Regions from separate parts of the Homo sapiens genome. Here region 1 is linked to region 2. The links are chromatin loops, found by intact Hi-C in ENCODE. Cell type or tissue: sigmoid colon. All regions are shown on one strand. Each heading gives the region's core, and the rest is flanking DNA. Links, peaks and the distances in the headings are about the cores only.

The links. Hi-C counts contacts between places; a loop is a spot of excess contacts. Peaks named below come from ENCODE experiments on the same cell type or tissue, not always from the same donor. Only the 100,000 strongest peaks of a DNase experiment are listed, where the experiment ranks them.
Region 1: a loop joins it to region 2, with 8 times the contacts of the local background. A loop is called at or near these places in 2 of 110 quality-filtered maps.

The regions. Positions count from the first base shown.
Region 1 is chrX:136,257,835-136,266,167 of GRCh38, reverse strand. No RefSeq gene overlaps it. Among named protein-coding and RNA genes, the nearest start is that of MAP7D3, 11 kb to the right of the region's middle. In sigmoid colon, for the core only: no CTCF peak of the experiment used is centred there; no DNase peak of the experiment used is centred there.
Region 2 is chrX:136,905,347-136,913,679 of GRCh38, reverse strand. No RefSeq gene overlaps it. Among named protein-coding and RNA genes, the nearest start is that of RBMX, 29 kb to the right of the region's middle. RefSeq lists an enhancer at 4,616-4,665. In sigmoid colon, for the core only: no CTCF peak of the experiment used is centred there; DNase peaks (open chromatin) are centred at 3,509, 4,409 and 5,899; H3K4me3 peaks cover 2,277 bases; H3K27ac peaks cover 1,710 bases.

The DNA of each region.
Region 1 (8,333 bases), core at 229-8,228, 650 kb after region 2:
GGGAGGCTGAGGCATGATCCTCTCTGTTGAACCCAGGAGGCAGAGGCTGCAGTGACCTGAGATCCTACCAAGGCACTTCAGCCTGGGCAACAGAGCAAGACTTTGCAAAAAAAAAAAAAAAGACAGAAAGAAAAGGCCAGGAAAGCACTAACAGTGCAGAAGACAGGGTGGGGTAAGTAGGGGTGGGGAAGGAAGTTTCAGCCAAGAATTCTCAAGTTGCTTTTCTATGCCTGGAGAGAAGAGTTAAACCACGTTTTTTTCCCAATAGTATAGACTCGATGGGGTGCAGTGGCTCAGGCCTGTAATCCCAGAGCTTTAGGGAGCTGAATCAGGAGAATCACTTGAGGCCAAGAGTTCAAGGCTGCAGTGAGCTATGATTGTGCCACTGCACCTCCAGCCTGGGCAACAGAGTGAGACCCCGTCTTTTAAAAATAAAAAATAATATTGTCTCCCCATCACTGATGACATGCAGACACACTGAACTGGTGGTATTTCTCTGGAGAGCAATTTGGTTTGAAAGCTCTTTATACCTCTGCCCCCATTGCTGAGACCACATTCCGAAGAAACAATCCCCAAAGGAACAAGGGGATAGAAGGTGAAAAACTGTGTAAGATCATTCCAAGCCCAGCTGTTTATAATGGTGAAAAACTGAAAACAATCCAAATGTTCAATAATGGTAGAATGTCTTAAAAATGTAGTCTATCGACCAGATGGAATGCTATTTAGGCATTAAAGTGGTAAGTATGTGGTAAGTTAAGTGAAAAAGGCAGATCACAACATGGTATGGACATAAACATTATAACTATGTAAACCTGATATGTAGACATTAATATAAAGGAAAGAGGCCGGGCGTGGTGGCTCACGCCTGTAATCCCAGCACTTTGGGATGCCGAGGCCAGCAGATCACCTGAGGTCAGGAGTTCCAGACCAGCCTAGCCAACATGGTGAAACCTCGTCTCTACTAAAAATACAAAAATTAGCCGGGCGTGGTGGCAGATGCCTGTAATCCCAGCTACTCGGGAGGCTGAGGCAGGAGAGTCACTTGAACCCAGGAGACAGAGCTTGCAGTGAGATGAGATCACGCCACTACACTCCAGCCTGGGAGACAAGAACGAGACTCTGTCTCAAAAATATATATGTGTGTAAAGGAAAGAAAACGTGTGTAGTGTAGGGAACGAGCTACTGTGCATGCCACTTTATAAATATTATCTCATTTAATTCTCATAGCAACTAATCATTTTGTTCTTTTTTTTTTTTTTTTTTGATACAAGTTCTTGCCCTGTCACCCAGGCTGGAGTTCAGTGGCACGATCTCGGCTCACTGCAACCTCCACCTCCCAGGCTCAAGTGATTCTCCTGCCTCAGCTTTTGAGTATCTGGGACTACCAGGCATGTGCCACAGCATCTGGCTAATTTTTGTATTTTTTTTTTGTAGAGATTGGATTTCACCATGTTGCCCAGTCTGGTCTCGAACTCCTGAGCTCTGGTTATCCACCCACTTCGACCTCCCAAAGTGCTGGGATTACAGACGTGACCCACTGTGCCCGGCCACCATTTTGTTCATTTCTATACACACAAAAAAGCTGCTGGGGATGACTGCAGTGTCTCACACCTATAATCCCAGCACTTTGAGAGGCCAAGGCAGGCGGATCACTTGATATCTGGAGTTCGAGACCAGCCTGGCCAATATGGCGAAACCCTGTACCTACTAAAAATACAAAATTTAGCCTGGCATGGTGGTGTGCACCTGTACATTCCTACTGCACTCCAGCCAGGGCGACAAAGGGAGATGTCATCTTAAAAAAAAAAAAAAAAAAAAACACCCTGCTGGGATTATCATTTGCATTGTGAAAAATGGGACTTTAAAATGGGTGGCTCTCTGGCCGGGCATGGTAGCTCATGCCTGTAATCCCAGCACTTTGGGAGGCCGAGGTGGGTGGATCGCTTGACATCAGGAGTTCGAGACCAGTCTGGCCAACATGGCGAAACACCACCTCTACTAAAAATACAAAAAGTTAGTTGGGCGTGGTGGCGGGCGCCTGTAATCCCAGCTACTCAGGAGCCTGAGGCAGGAGAATCACTTGAATCCAGGACGCAGAGGTTTCAATGAGCCGAAATCTCACCACTGCATTCCAGCCTGGGCGACAGAGCGACACTCCGTCTCAACAAAATAAATACATAAAATAAAATAAAATAAAATAAAATGAGTGGCTCTGCCATTTACAAGAAGTGTGACTTTGGACAAGTCACTTTCTAAATCGCTTCCTTCATAAAATGAGGAGGAAGCTAATTAAATATTAAATCTGAGTGTCTTTGAACTATCAAATGTGTCATAATTTTAGTTTTTATGTCTCTGGTGTTCCTGAGAATCACAGTTTAAAATGCCTACCATGAAGTGAGTGTCCATTAACATGTTTTGAAAAGTATGGTGCAAGGCCCGGCGCAGTGGCTCACGCCTGTAATCCCAGTACTTTGGCAGGCTGAGGTGGGTGAATCACCTGAGATCAGGAGTTCCAGACCAGCCTGACCAACATGGTGAAATCCCGTCTCTACAAAAAATACAAAAAATTAGCCAGGCATGGTGGCAGGTGCCTGTAATCCCAGCTACTCAGGAGGCTGAGGCACGAGAATCACTTGAACCCAGGAGGTGGAGGTTGCAGTGAGCTGAGATCGGGCCATTGCACTCCAGCCTGGGAGACAAAAGTGAAACTCCGTCTCAAAAAGAAAGAAAGAAAGGAAGGAAGGAAGGAAGGAAGGAAGGAAGGAAGGAAGGAAAGAAGGAAGGGAGGGAAGGAAGGAAAGTATGGTGCAAAAAGGCCACCAGAGAAAAAGATAACTGACTTTCCTATCTTAAAGCAATACACGATTCAAAATATTCTATTAATGTCATTCATATTTTCATAAACTTTGGTGACTGGAATAAAAGTGCTTCCTTTCTACCATACCCAGAGAATTGGCAGAGATGGAGGTGGGGGTGGAATAACATACCCAGAAAGAATTGGAAATTATGCACAGACAGTTTAAGTGAAAAATGTGGAAATTCTGGCTCGAACCAGCATTGTTTTCAACTAGCATTCAAATAACTTTGTCATCTAGGAGGCACTATTTCCCCCAACCACAAGCTGTCCTGAAGCGGGGGAAGGAGGAGTGTGTTAAGCCACGTGATTGGGGTTAACCCCTCCTGAACCTGATGCTCTTCAAGGTCCACATGCCTCCCTCTTTGCCATAAACTGCCATGACTATGGTCTTCCGGCTTAGATTCTCATGAGATGCTGCTTCAGTTTTTGCCTTACTCTTTGTTGTTTTTTTTGTTTGTTTGTTTGTTTGTTTTTGAGACACGGTCTCGCTCTGTCACCCAGGCTGGAGTGCAGGGGCACCGTCTCGGCTCACTGCAACCTCAGCCTCCCAGGTTCAAGTGACTCTCCTGCCTCAGCATCCTGAGTTACTGGGATTACAGGCATGCGCCACCACTCTTGGCTAATTTTTGTATTTTTAGTAGAGACGGTGTCTCACCATGTTGGCCAGGCTGGTCTCAAACTCCTAGCCTCAAGCAATCTGCCTGCCTCGACCTCCCAAAGTGCTGGGATTACTGGCATCAGCCACCGCGCCCGGCCTGCCTTACTCTTGATAGATGTTTTCTCTTCTTGCAAGATCACTCTTCCAGTAAGGCTGTTTCCACTTGTAAGAAATGAGGGGAGAGTTCAAGCACTGTAGTAGCTGCAGTCTGTTGAGACTATATTTGTTCCTGCCTTCTGGCTTCTTCCATCAGGAGACAAGCTTGGGGGAGGGGGAGGGGTGTCTGCAACTGGACAACGTTTTATCAGCACCTCAAGGGAATAGACCCTACCTTGTCTTCTTCTGAAACAGGCCTTCTCCCCCACAACAGCTGAGGAAGGTAGGGGAAGGGGCAGGGCAGGAACACAAAGGGTACTGACATTCTGTGAAGCGCCAGCATTCTGGTCTTTAAAAAGACTTCGAAAATATGAATGAGTCCTGCATTTATTTCTCCCCAAACAAGCATCTTTGTTGGATAGTTACACACAATTATTATTCTTTGCCTAAAAAACTTGATCTCGTTTCTAACTGCAAATCCCTCTGCCAGCATTTGGGTTGCAAAATGCTTTGTTTTCTTGGCCTCCTGTCTTTAGTCTCTAAATCACCTGGTAAAACATCCCCAGCCCTCTGTTCACAAATGAGGACATTTAGGGTAAAGGTGAAGGGAGAAGAAAAAGAAAAGGCTTTCAGGTAACTTTTGAGTTGGGACAGGATCAGGAAGCATGGAATTATCTATTGCAGTCTGAGCTACGTGGTATGTATATTATTATCATTATTAATAGTAACAGCATTTGAGGGGATAATTCTACTGACTTCATAGCATTTTTTTTTTGTGAGGCAGGGTCCCCCAGGCTGGAGTGATGCAGTGGTGCAATCATGGGTCATTGCAGCCTCGACCTCCTGGGCTCAAGATATCCTCCTGCCTCATTTCTTGATTTTTTGTAGAGAAGAGGTCTCACTATGTTGCCCAGGCTGGTCTCGAACTCCTAGGCTCAAGCCATCTGCCAGTCTTGGCCTCCCAAAATGCTGAGATTACAGGCGTGAGCCACTGCGCCCGGCCTCATAGCATTATTGTCAGGAATAAGTGAGGCTGCAATGTAAATAAAGTGTATGACTCGGTGCCTGACACACGGTAAATTCCTTCAAACTATTAGCTATTATTACTACTAACAATCTTTTTTTTATTGAGCCTGTACTGTACATTGGGCACTGTATCTGATCTTTTATATCACCTGATTTGAATAATAATGGAGCAGTTATAAGAAATTGTCATTATGCTCATGTTACAGATGAGAAAACTGAGGCTCAAGGTCACAAAGTCCTTAAGTGGCAGAACTGGGACCCAGGCCCAGATGTGTTCAGTTCCAAAGCCCCTCACCACACTGCAGTGGATAAAGGACACTTTCAGGGGGTTCGCAAGTTAGCCAATCAGTTACTCTCTTCACCAGTCTGTTACTAAACTATGAATGCTTATATAATGACAGCATTTCTCCCTGAACCAATTTTCTTCAAATGTCATTTCCTCCTTCTATAAACAGACTGAACACATCCTTGACTCATATTTGAACAAAGTCATTTCACATTTCAAATTTTCTTTTCCCTGCAGTCAGCCCTATGGCAATTGCACAGGCCCAGGGCCAAATTCCAGCTCAGAGTGGAGGATGTGTGAATACCATAGGCTAAGAAAATAGCATGAGACCAACTAACAGAGGTCCCCCAAGTGCTGTCTTACCCTGCTATTTCCCAGCAGGCTGTGGATTAAGATATAAATGAGACATATGGAGATGGTAAAAAGCATATGTCAGGCATGCTGTGGTCCATGTTCCTGTCAAGCACACACACTGGGTCATTTTTAATCATGAAAACACCACCAAGCCGGCTACCCAAATATTTCTACAGAACCAAAATTGAAGTCAGTACTTTATTTCTCACACCTCCCTTCTTACATCAGCCTTTTCTGCAGTATCCCGGAATTGGGTGCACATATCTCTCCCCCGCCCCCAGCAAAAGGAGAGAGAAAGAAAAGAACTGGTTAGTACCAAAAAACGAAACAGTTCCTCCTGAGTATGTTTCAGTTGAATTAATTATCCCCAGGCATAATAATAAATGTCATCATGATCAACAACAAAACTTATTGAACACAAACCTTCTACACAGTATTAAAGAAGGGCATTGTGGTAAAATGCCATCAGCATCCCTGTTGCACCTCCCTGTTGGTGATGTGTCGCTCACCTCCCTGTATTGTGATGCGATTCCCTGCCTTGTCCTAAGCTCTGAGGACAACATATAAAAAAACTCACCATTCAAGAAATAGCCATTTCTTCCATGAAGCCACTCAGGTACACTAGAGCTTGGCCATTTCCCCCATTCCCATCCTAACTCCCAGATTCAGATGGAAATTTGATGTGGCTGCTCGTTTGGCCTTTGGCATAGGCTCCCAGGCAACATTTTTAGTGGCCCTCTCTTCCTCTGACTCCTCCTACTGATGGAAAGCTTGCGAGCTCTGGAATCAGATTATCCTGAATTTGAATCATGCCTCGGTGAGGTGGGGGAAGAGCAAAGATCAAAGCAGAGGCCCTTGTAGGCTCAGGAGACGTCCTGGTTTCACCTGTGCAAAAAAGAGTTCCTGGGAGAAAGTAGTGAGGAATGAGTCTGGAACAGCAGGTAAAGGCCAATTCACAGGAACCTTTACAAAAAGAACAAGTTGTCAAACAGTACATCTTTCAAAACTTTGCAACATCTCCATTTAATTCCCTCCTATCCCCTTTTCAGTTTCATTGGGAGGATATAGGCCAAATTCCAGCTGGATTACATAATGGTTCCCAGCATTGGATCAGCAATTCTCACTTTTTTTTTTTTCCTCCCAAAAGATTGTTTAGGCAGCCTTTCACGTGTGCGTAGAGGAAAGAACATTCATTAGATAGGGTGTCAGGAGACTTCGGTTCCAGCCACAGGAAGTTGAGTCAACACCTCTCTCTGAGCCTCGGAGGAAAGTAAAAGGACTAAAGTAGGTGGCCTTGACAGTTGTTCCTAGTTCTGACATCCTTGATATGTTCTCAACAGTAACATCTGGAAACTAAAGAAAAGCAAAATCCAAGTGTATGTGTCTTTCATGAGAACAGAGGAAAATGGTCTATTTACCCATTGGCCTCAGGGATAACCTGCACTTTTTTTCTTCTCCTCATCTACCTCAAGTCTCTTCCTGAATACTCTCCTTGTGGGCCTTGAAGTGTTTGCTGTTGGGTTAACCTGAGCCTCAGAACTTTTGCTCTGTTTTTGCTGAGTCCTTCACCTGACCTGCATGCAAAGATGATGGGAATCCATTGGCAAAACTTGCTTTGACTCTTGGCTACCCATGCGTGCATGCCAATAGACCCACATGCCCTGGAGATTGCCCACACAGGTCCCTTTATATTCTCAGGCCCTTTTTCTCCCAAAGTACACATTCTTTAAATAGGGCTGTGAACTGGCCATGAAAAAAACAATGAGGTTTACAGTGAAGGCTTTCAGCTACACAACTGTATCAGCCCATTGACAACTGAGTTTTGCAAAGGGACATTCTCTCAAGAAGAACCACAGCAAGAACAGATTTTTAACCAGTGAAAATGCCTTCAGGTTGAATCTCAAAGTGTTTATAATCTAAGACTTTAGAACACCATGTAGCCCCAGATAGGACTTGATGATTAATGAAGTACAATACATAAGTATGGATGAGATTCCTCCCAGCCACAGAGCTTCCAGATGTCTAGATCAACACTCAAAGCAACAAACCATTCCCTCTGCCACAGAGACATCTGAGTTTGCAGCATGAAAAACTGGGGGCTGAGTGCAGTGGATGAGGGGACATGGTCTACTCTGAATCTGACCAATTTTCCCGGGGAAACATCTCTCTCAGTTTATAGGAGAAGAGTTTCTTCTGTGTCTCACTTTCTGTGTGTGATCTGGATGTTTTTACTTCTCCTTCATTCATCTAGCTAGCTCATTTTAAAATGTAGTTGGCTTTGTGCGTGTACTGTCCTTTGTGGGGAAAAGAGAAAATCGTGTATGCAGTGCGTTGTATCAGACTCTGGCACAGTGCATTGTGATATGAAATGCCATCAGGCATCTCTGCTGCATCTCCCTATAGGTGACGTACACCACCACCTCCACCTGTCTGTATTGTGATGTGCTTCCCTGCCTTGTCATGCTCGCTGGTAATGTCATGGTGCTACCTTGGCTTTCAATGTAACCCAGGGCAAAGCATCTGCCTGCTCTGAGTTAAAAAAAATATATGTATATATACACACACATATACGTATACATATACATATATATACATATATATATTCCACAATGTACACAATACTAGATCTGTATTAGAATCTCTAATATTTTCCATTATCAAAGTGTAATGGTATTAAATACTCAGCAGTAATTGTCATCACACAAGACATTGTTCAGTATACTCAGGAATGGATGTCATATAAATAATAACACTTATAGAATCAGAAACTCTGGGAATGGGGCCCAGAAATCTATGTTAACTCCTATTTTCTTCTCATTTTTTCCTATCTGGATTTTACCAATTTTTAGCTCTATTAGAAATTCCAAAGTGTCTTTAAAGGGCATCCCTTGATACTTTCTGCTTTTTGGCATCCTCTGAAGCTTCCCTTATATTGCAGGCCTGTATTTGGAATGAGGAGGCACAGCCCATGTTTGCTGTACTTTATTTGAAGTCAAGAAAAAAAAATGAGGACATTTTCTTGCCCTTTAATAATTTTAAGTCTAGATCTTTTCAAC
Region 2 (8,333 bases), core at 57-8,056:
AATAACATACAAGGTGGGATATGAAATCCACCCTAGCTTCCTAAGAACTACCCTGATATACAATCCTTCACTTAAAAGTGACAATAAAATTGATGGTAGTGGTGGTTGTACAACTCTGTGAATATACTAAAAAACACTAAATTAGACACTTTAAGTGGGTGAATTATATGGTACGTGATTTTTCTCTGAATAACACTGTTACCAAAAGAATGTGATCATAAAATATTTGATACTTTTAATACAAAATTTCTTATTTACAAGGTCTAGCTATGGAGGATTATCAAGGTAAAGTGCCAGTGGTTTTTTTACTTTTTGTTTTTTGTTTTTGAGACGGAGTTTCATTCTTGTTGCCCAGACTGCAGTGCAATGGCACCACCTCGGCTCACTACAACCACCGCCTCCCAGGTTCAAGCAATTCTCCTGCATCAGCCTCCCGAGTAGCTGGGATTACAGGCATGCACCACCATGCCCGGCTAATTTTGTATTTTTAGTAGAGACAGGGTTTCTCCATGTTGGTCAGGCTGTTCTTGAACTCCCAGCCTCAGGTGATCCGCCTGCCTCGGCATCCCAAAATGCTGGGATTACAGGCATGAGCCACCGCACCTGGCCCAGTGTTATTATTATTATTATTATTATTTTCTTCCAGAGCCTTCAGATGAAATGTGCCAATGTTATGAATCAGGAAATAATGAGCATGAGTAAACAATGAAAAACAGAGTCATATTTTAGCACCTACTGTCCTGAAATAATACAAATATGAACCAAAAAAGAATCTTATTGGCAGCAGAGTTGTACTACACTGCCAAGTTTCTTCAGTCCAAGGGATAGCATTTCTTGATAAGGTACACTTTCCTGTTAGAACAATGGCACTCCACAAAGGTATTGCATGCAAATTTAATCATCAAAAAGCTAATGCCTGACACACAAACCAATGTAACAGTACAACAGAAAACTCAGAAATACAGCCATACAACTATGCCCAAGTGATTTTTTACAAAGGTGAAAAAGTTGCCAGGCTCGGTGACTCACACCTGTAATCCCAGCACTTTGGGAGGCCGAGGCAGGTGGATTACTTCAGGTCAGGAATTTGAGACCAGACTGGCCCCGTCTCTACTAAAACTACAAAAATTAGCTGGGCGTGGTCCCAGCTACACAGAAGGCTGAGGCAGGGCCAGGTGAGGTGGCTCACACCTGTAATCCTAGCATTTTGGGAGGCCAAGGTGGGCGGATCACATGAGGTCAGGAGTTCGAAACCAGCCTGGCCAACATGTTGGAACCATGTAGAAAGATGGAACCATGTAGTAGAGATGGAACCCCATCTCTACTAAAAATACAAAAAAAAATTAGCCGGGCATGGTGGCGGATGCCTGTAATCCCAGCTACTTGGGAGACTGAGGCAGAAGAATTGCTTGAACTCGAGATCACACCACTGCACTCCAGCGTGGGCAACAGAGCAAGACTCCATCTCAAAAAAAAAAAGAAGAAGAAGAAGAAGGCTGAGGCAGAAGAATCGCTTGAGCTCAGGAGGTGGAGGCTGCAGTGAGCCAAGATGGTGCCACTGCACTCCAGCCTGGGGGACAGAGCAAGCCTCTGCCAAAAAAAATTTGAAAAGGTGCAAAAGCAATTTCACGGAGGAAGGATAGATAGTCTTTTCAAGAAACCATGCTAAAGAAATTAGATATCTATAGGCAAAAAAAAAAGTTAATCTCAACCTTTCACATCTTCCAACAACAAAAAACCCAAAATGTATCACAGACTTAAATGTGTGAACCCCAAATACCGGAAACAGGTCTCATTCAGTATAGAAAGTTTATGTTGCCAGGTGCAGTGGTTCACACCTGCAATCCTAGCACTTTGGGAGGCCGAGGTGGGTGGATTACCTAAGGTCAGGAGTTCGACCAGCCTAGCCAGCATGGTGAAACCCCATCTCTACTAAAAATACAACAACAACAAAAAAAAATTAGCTGGGCGTGGTGACGGGTGCCTATAATCCCAGCTACTCGGGAGCCTGAGGCAGGAAAATCACTTGAACCCAGGAGGTGGAGGTTGCAGTGAGCCGAAATCGTGCCACTGCACTCCAGCCTGGGAGACAGAGTGAGACTTCATCTCAAAAAAAAGAAAGAAGGAAGGAAAGAAAGGAAGGGAGGAAGGGAGGGAGGGAAAAAGAAAGGAAGGAAAGGGAAGGAAAGAGAAAGAAAGAGAAAGCAAGAAAAGAAAGAAAGAAAAGAAAGAAAGAGAAAGGAAGGAAGAGAAAGAAAGAGAAAGAAAAAGAGAGAGAGAGGGAGGGAGGGAGGAAGGAAGGAAAGAAGAGGGGAAGCCGAAGGGGAAAGGGAAAGGAAAGGAAAGGTTCCAGATGTTACTAATCATGTTTCTTTGTTAGGGAGCCTGCTGAAATAAAGAATAAAGAGCAAGGAGTAGATATAAACAGTCAGAGAAAAGGCAAATAAAAAATATAAAAAGGATGCTATTTCTTACATGTGTTTGGCAAGAGGTTTGCTCAAAACACTGCTATCAATATTTCTCACAGGGAAAGGCAAGCTCCAGGTTTGAAAAGTAAACATGCTGCACCTAGAACTAGCCTTTAAAAACTCCTAGAACCTTAAAGTTGGCTAAGTCTATAGTCAGATGGCACCAGCACCATTCTCAACTTTGTGTGCATTTGTGATGCCTTCTACCAGAATACCCCCCTACACCCTAGATTAGGCAACTAGAGATCAGAACATAAGTCTTATTTATTAATACTTTTTGAATTGATTACTTGCAAGAAAAATTCCTTTTGAGTCAGCTTACAATGAAAACAACGAGGCTACTAAGGAAGGGAGCCAAGAAATTACTGGTGGTTGAGGGACACGCTGAAGAGGAATTGTGCCAGGAATCCCTGGCTAAAGAAAAGTAATAATGATGACAGTTACCATTTATTGAAAGCTTACTATGTGCAAGGTGCCGTCGTAAGTGCTTTTCATGTACTATCTCATTTTATTCTCACAAATCTCTAGAAGTAAATAACACTATGTTTGCAGAGAAAGGACCCAGGAGACCCAAGTGGATTAACAAGAATTAGGGGGGTAAGAGTGTGAGACCATATGAGTGAGGGGTAACACAGCATGGTGGGGATGTATTTAAGAAAGACCACAATGAGTGTATGTGTCCAGAATGGAAGATTGTGTAAGAACACGAGGGAAAGGGTGGAGGGAAGGGAAGGGTTACAGATGCTGAGAGGGAACCGAAGGCGTTGGGGAGGAGGGGAGGAGTTAGTTGAGGCAGGAGAGAAGCCAAAAGGGAGGTGGAGGAGCAGCCAATAGGGAGGGAAGTGGGAAGGACTTAGAGGAAGGAGGAGGAGCAGTAAAAAGGAAAACAGAAGAGCAGAGGGGAAGAGACTAGAAAAAGCAGCAGTGAGGAGGAAGGTAAAGGAGAAGAGAGGGAGGGGTAGGGAGAGGAGCCGAGAGGGAGGGGAAAGAGAAGGAGATGGGAGAGGGCGTAGCATCCAGGAGAAAGGAGGAGGGGGAGGAGCCGAGAGAGCACTGGCAGAACAAAAAGAGACTGGGTAAGGAGTCGATAAGGGGGGGAAGGGGAGGAGCCAAGATAAGAAGGTGGGGCCGAAACAGTAGGCGTTGGAGCCGAGAGGGAGAAGGAAGAAGACGAGATGAGAGGGAAGGGAGGGAGCAGAAAAAGAAGAGGAAGGGGAGGAACTGTGAGGAAGGAGGAGATACTGAGAGGGCGGGAAAGATCCGCGAAGTGGGAGACTCCGAGATTGAAAGCCCCTGAGACATACCCACAGGGAAGGCAATGGCATTCCGGGTCCAAGTCCATGAGCTCTCGGCCCTGGTCGTCCCCTATCGGCCCTATACCCCTACCCGAAGCCTTCCCCTCACATCTCTCTCACTCCCTCCAATCCTCACCTGACAAAATGCGATTTCTCGCTCCGCCTGGCAGAAGTTGACCGCGGCTAACCTGGGAAGGTAGAAAGCCGTGCAGCGGGCGGCCCTGAAGCCTCAGGAGCAGCCCCAGCCTCAGCAGCCACCTCAGCCCGGAGAGGGCGGGCCACTGGCGCTCGAGGTTGGTTCCCACGCGGAAACCACGAGTACTCATTTCGGGAGCCGGCTCAGGCACTCGGGAACACACACATGAAATCGGCACCCGTGGAGGAAATAAGCGGAAATGACAAGAGCCTCGGACAGGGAACAGCCGAGGCCGGCTAGTGGCACTATAACTCCCAGGACGGCCACTTAGTCGGGATAGAACATGGTTCGCAACCCGGTTGCTAGGGCGCCAGTAGGCGGGCATCGTGAGCTGTCGCGGTGCGCATGCGTGGGGATCCCCGCCGAGCCGAGCCGCCCCGCCCCGCCCCGCCATCCCCAGACTTCCCCGCCTCGCCCTTTCCCGTGGCTCTGGCGGTGCCTTGCGCTCTGCCTCGCTTGCAGCCACGCTAGGCCCTGCACAGGTTGGGGGGGGCGAAGGGAGGCTGTCCTAGAAGTTTCATCATAGCAGGGGCTCGCCTCCTCCCGAGGTTGCCTTTCTTAGTCCCAAACTAGCAGTGTTACCGCCCCTGCCATCTTCATTTCTGGCTGCAGGAATTAGGGGGTGTGGCATTCTAGGGCCGCACGGTCCAGTGCGGTGCCTATGAGGCACTTAAAATGCAGCTTTTCCGAGTTTGATGTTCTGTAAGTGTAAAATGCACTCCAGCTACCAAAGACAAAAAGAAAGTAAAACATTTCGACCTGCGCGGTGGCTCAGGCCTGTAACCCCAGTACTTTGGGAGGCCGAGGTGGGTGGATCACCAGAGGTCAGGAGTTCGAGCCCAGCCTGACCAATATGGTGAAACCCCGTCTCTACTAAAAATACAAAAATTAGCGGGCGTAGTGGCGTGCGCCTGTAGTCCCAGCTACTCGGGAGGCTGAGACAGAAGAATTGCTTGAACCTGGGAGGTGGAGGTTGCAGTGAGCCGAGATCACACCACTGCACTCCAGTCTGGGCACCAGAGCGAGACTCCGTCAAAAAAAAAAAAAAAAAGCGTGAGGGGGGCCGGGCGCGGTGGCTCACTCCTGTAATCCCAGCACTTTGGGAGGCCCAGGCGGTCGGGTCACGAGGTCAGGAGATCGAGACCAGCCTGACCAACATGGTGAAACCCCATCTCTACTTAAAAATGCAAAAATTAGCCGGACGTGGTGGCGGGCGCCTGTAATCCCAGGTACTCAGGAGGCTGAGGCAGAAGAATCGCTTGAACCCGGGAGGCGGAGGTTACAGTGAGCCGAGATCGTGCCACTGCACTCCAGCCTGGGCAACAAGCGAGACTCCGTCTCAAAAAAAAAAAAAAAAGAAAAAGAAAACATTTCTAATTACTGCATGGGTGATTGAAATCATAATATTTGGGGTCCACTGCGTTGAATAAAACATTACTAAAACCAATTTAACTTGCTTCTTTTAATTTTTTTAATGTGGCTACTTGGAAATGTAAAATTACATAGTATGTGACCTGCATTATATTTCTATTGGATAACGCTAGTCTTGGAAGGAGGATGGAAGGGCAAAAGACTAAAGAAAAGGGAGGTGGAGGTGGAGTCCTGCTCTATGCTATTGGAAGAAAGTCTTCTTTCTCTTAGCGGCGGGGACCTTATTTTACGACCTCTGTTAAGAATCCTGTCTTACCTTTTTCTCCTTGTGGTGTACTATAATGCAAAGTGCTTGCATGTGGACCAAGAGAGTATTGTAGGTATGATAGGACACAGATAGTAGAAGAGCTTGTTATTTTTCCTTCTTGTGTTTCAAGAGCTTTGGAGAACAAGAGGTCACTTGTTTACGCTGAGTCGTGTGCGCCTTGCCAAGTGCCTTTCTGTCCAAGTTCCCTCGCTCCTAGAGGTCTGTGTCTCCTGGTGATTGGCAGGCGGCGATTCAAGACAACAAAGGCATCGTGCTGGCGGTGAGCCGAGGCGTGTAGAAATATATCAAGTTAACTCTTGGACTAGAGATGTTGAAAAAGTTGTAGGAGAAATGAAAGGAAATATGCGAATGATGAGAAATAAGGGAATTGTGAGAGTGAAAAGGTTGAACTTGATCAAAAGGAGTGGAGAAGCCCATGTCAAGATTTGCAGGGCAGAATAGCATGATTGCCAGGGCACATCCTTTGTGAAGAGGAATGGGAAATTGGAGCTAGCAAGCGTGAGAGCGGTCACGGTTGGAAGTAACCAGAGCTTGGATAAAAATTCTGTGCTTTACCGCTGCATTAGTATGGCTCTCTGGTCTGCCTTTGGTTGAAAACGTGTATAATAAAAAAAACAGGACAGCCTCCCAGGCCTAGTCCTGGAGCTTGGATACCAGCTCCTCCAGGTGCCAAGGAAGCAAACCTTAGGAGGGCCCGCCGCTCCACAAGAAGGTGTGAGCTTTACATCCCTGCCTCCCAGGTCACCTCCAGGACGTAGGCCCCGACCCTGGTCAGACTCTAACAGTGACATTGAGGTCTTCCTTTAAGGCTCCCTGCAGGGACGGCGTATGCCTATGTCAACCTCAAGAAGTGAAGCATCACCAAAGTCTACAAGACGCAGCTCTCCTGATGCCACCAGTGTGTTGTTGTCGCCAGCTCCAGCCACCTGCTGGGCACCAAGCCAGTCCTGGAGATAAGCTGAGACTGTGCACCATCCACGTAAACAGCACACCCACCACGGGCTACTCAGCTGATGTGGGCAACACGACTACCTTCCAGAAGCCTATTAACCCATTCCAGCATATTCTGTATATTTTGGAGGCTCTAGGAGTTGGTCAGCCGGCCCATCCAAACCATGTTCATCTTTTGCTTCCTTACAACCCTGCAACATGTATGAGGACCCAGAGCAGCAAAAGCATCCACCAGGCAGGCCTGGTTTTCTCCAACAACAAAGCCTGTGAGACGGCAAGGACAGGTACTAGCCTCCCCGCCTGCCACCTCTGGCCAGCCCTGTACACTTTCTCATGTTGTATGCAAACAGGAACAGCTGTATTTCTTTCTTTCCAACATGTATGCCTTTTGTTTCTTTTTCTTGCCTTGTTGGTAGGATTTCCAATATGATGTTAAGTAGAAGTGGTGAGTGTGGAGTTTTTGGGAGAAAACCATTTCAGTCTTTCACCATTAAGTGAGATTAACAGATTTTTATAGATGCCCTTTATTGGGTGAAGGAAGTTGCCTTCTGAGTTCGCTGGAAGTGTTCATCATATTGAATTTTATCAAATTTTTTGCACCAATTGCTATGATCTTCTTTTTTTCTGAAGACTATTAATGTGATGGATTACGCTGATTTTTTTGTTTGTTTGTTTGAGACAGAGTTTTGCTCTGTGGCCCAGGCTGGAGTGCAGTGGCGCGATCTCGGCTCACTGCAACCTCTGCCTCCTGGGTTCAAGCAATTCTCCTTCCTCAGCCCCGTTAGTAGCTGGGATTACAGGTATGCACCACGATGCCCGGCTAATTTTTTGTATGTTTAGTAGAGATGGGGTTTCACCATATTGGTCAAGCAGTCTTGAACCCCTGGCCTCAAGTGATCCACCCGCCTCGGCCTCCCAAAGTGCTGGGATTACAGGCATGAGCCACTGCACTCAGCCTACCTTGATTTTCAAGTACCGAATCAGCCTTGTGTCTCTAGAATAAACCCTACTTGGTTGGTTGTTGTGTTAAAAATAAAAATGAAAAAGTGGCCGGGCGCGGTGGCTCACGCCTGTAATCCCAGCACTTTCGGAGGCCGAGGCGGGTGGATCACCTGAGGTCGGGAGTTCGAGACCAGCCTGACCAACATGGAGAAACCCCATCTCTACTAAAAATACAAAATTAGCCGAGTGTGGTGGTGCAGACACTTAGGGTTCTGGAGCAAGGCCATGCCATCTAGAAGCAGAAAGCTATATACCATTTGAAAGCAGCTCCTGGTTTGCTCCGGACCCTGGAAGAGATTGACCAGTTGCTCTTCAGATTTTTTTTTTTTGAACCGGAGTCTCGCTCTGTCGCCCAGGCTGGAGTGCAATGGTGTGATCTCGGCTCACTGCAACCTCTGCCTCTTGGGTTCCAGTGATTCTCCTGCCTCAGCCTCCTGAGTAGCTGGGATTACAGGCATGGGCCACCACACCCAGGTAATTTTTAGTAGAGACAGGGTTTCGCCATGTTGACCAGGCTGGTCTCGAACTCCTGACCTCAGGTGATCCACCTGCGTCAGCCTCCCAAAGTGCTGGGATTACAGGTGTGAGCCACTGTGCCCGACCAAATAAAATTTTTTAAAATGAGAGTAAGTGTAGATGACAAAGATAATAATGCCCTCTCCCTCTTGTTATGTAGCGGTAGAAATTACAAAGTTCTTTCCTAGTCATTTTATGTGATCCTC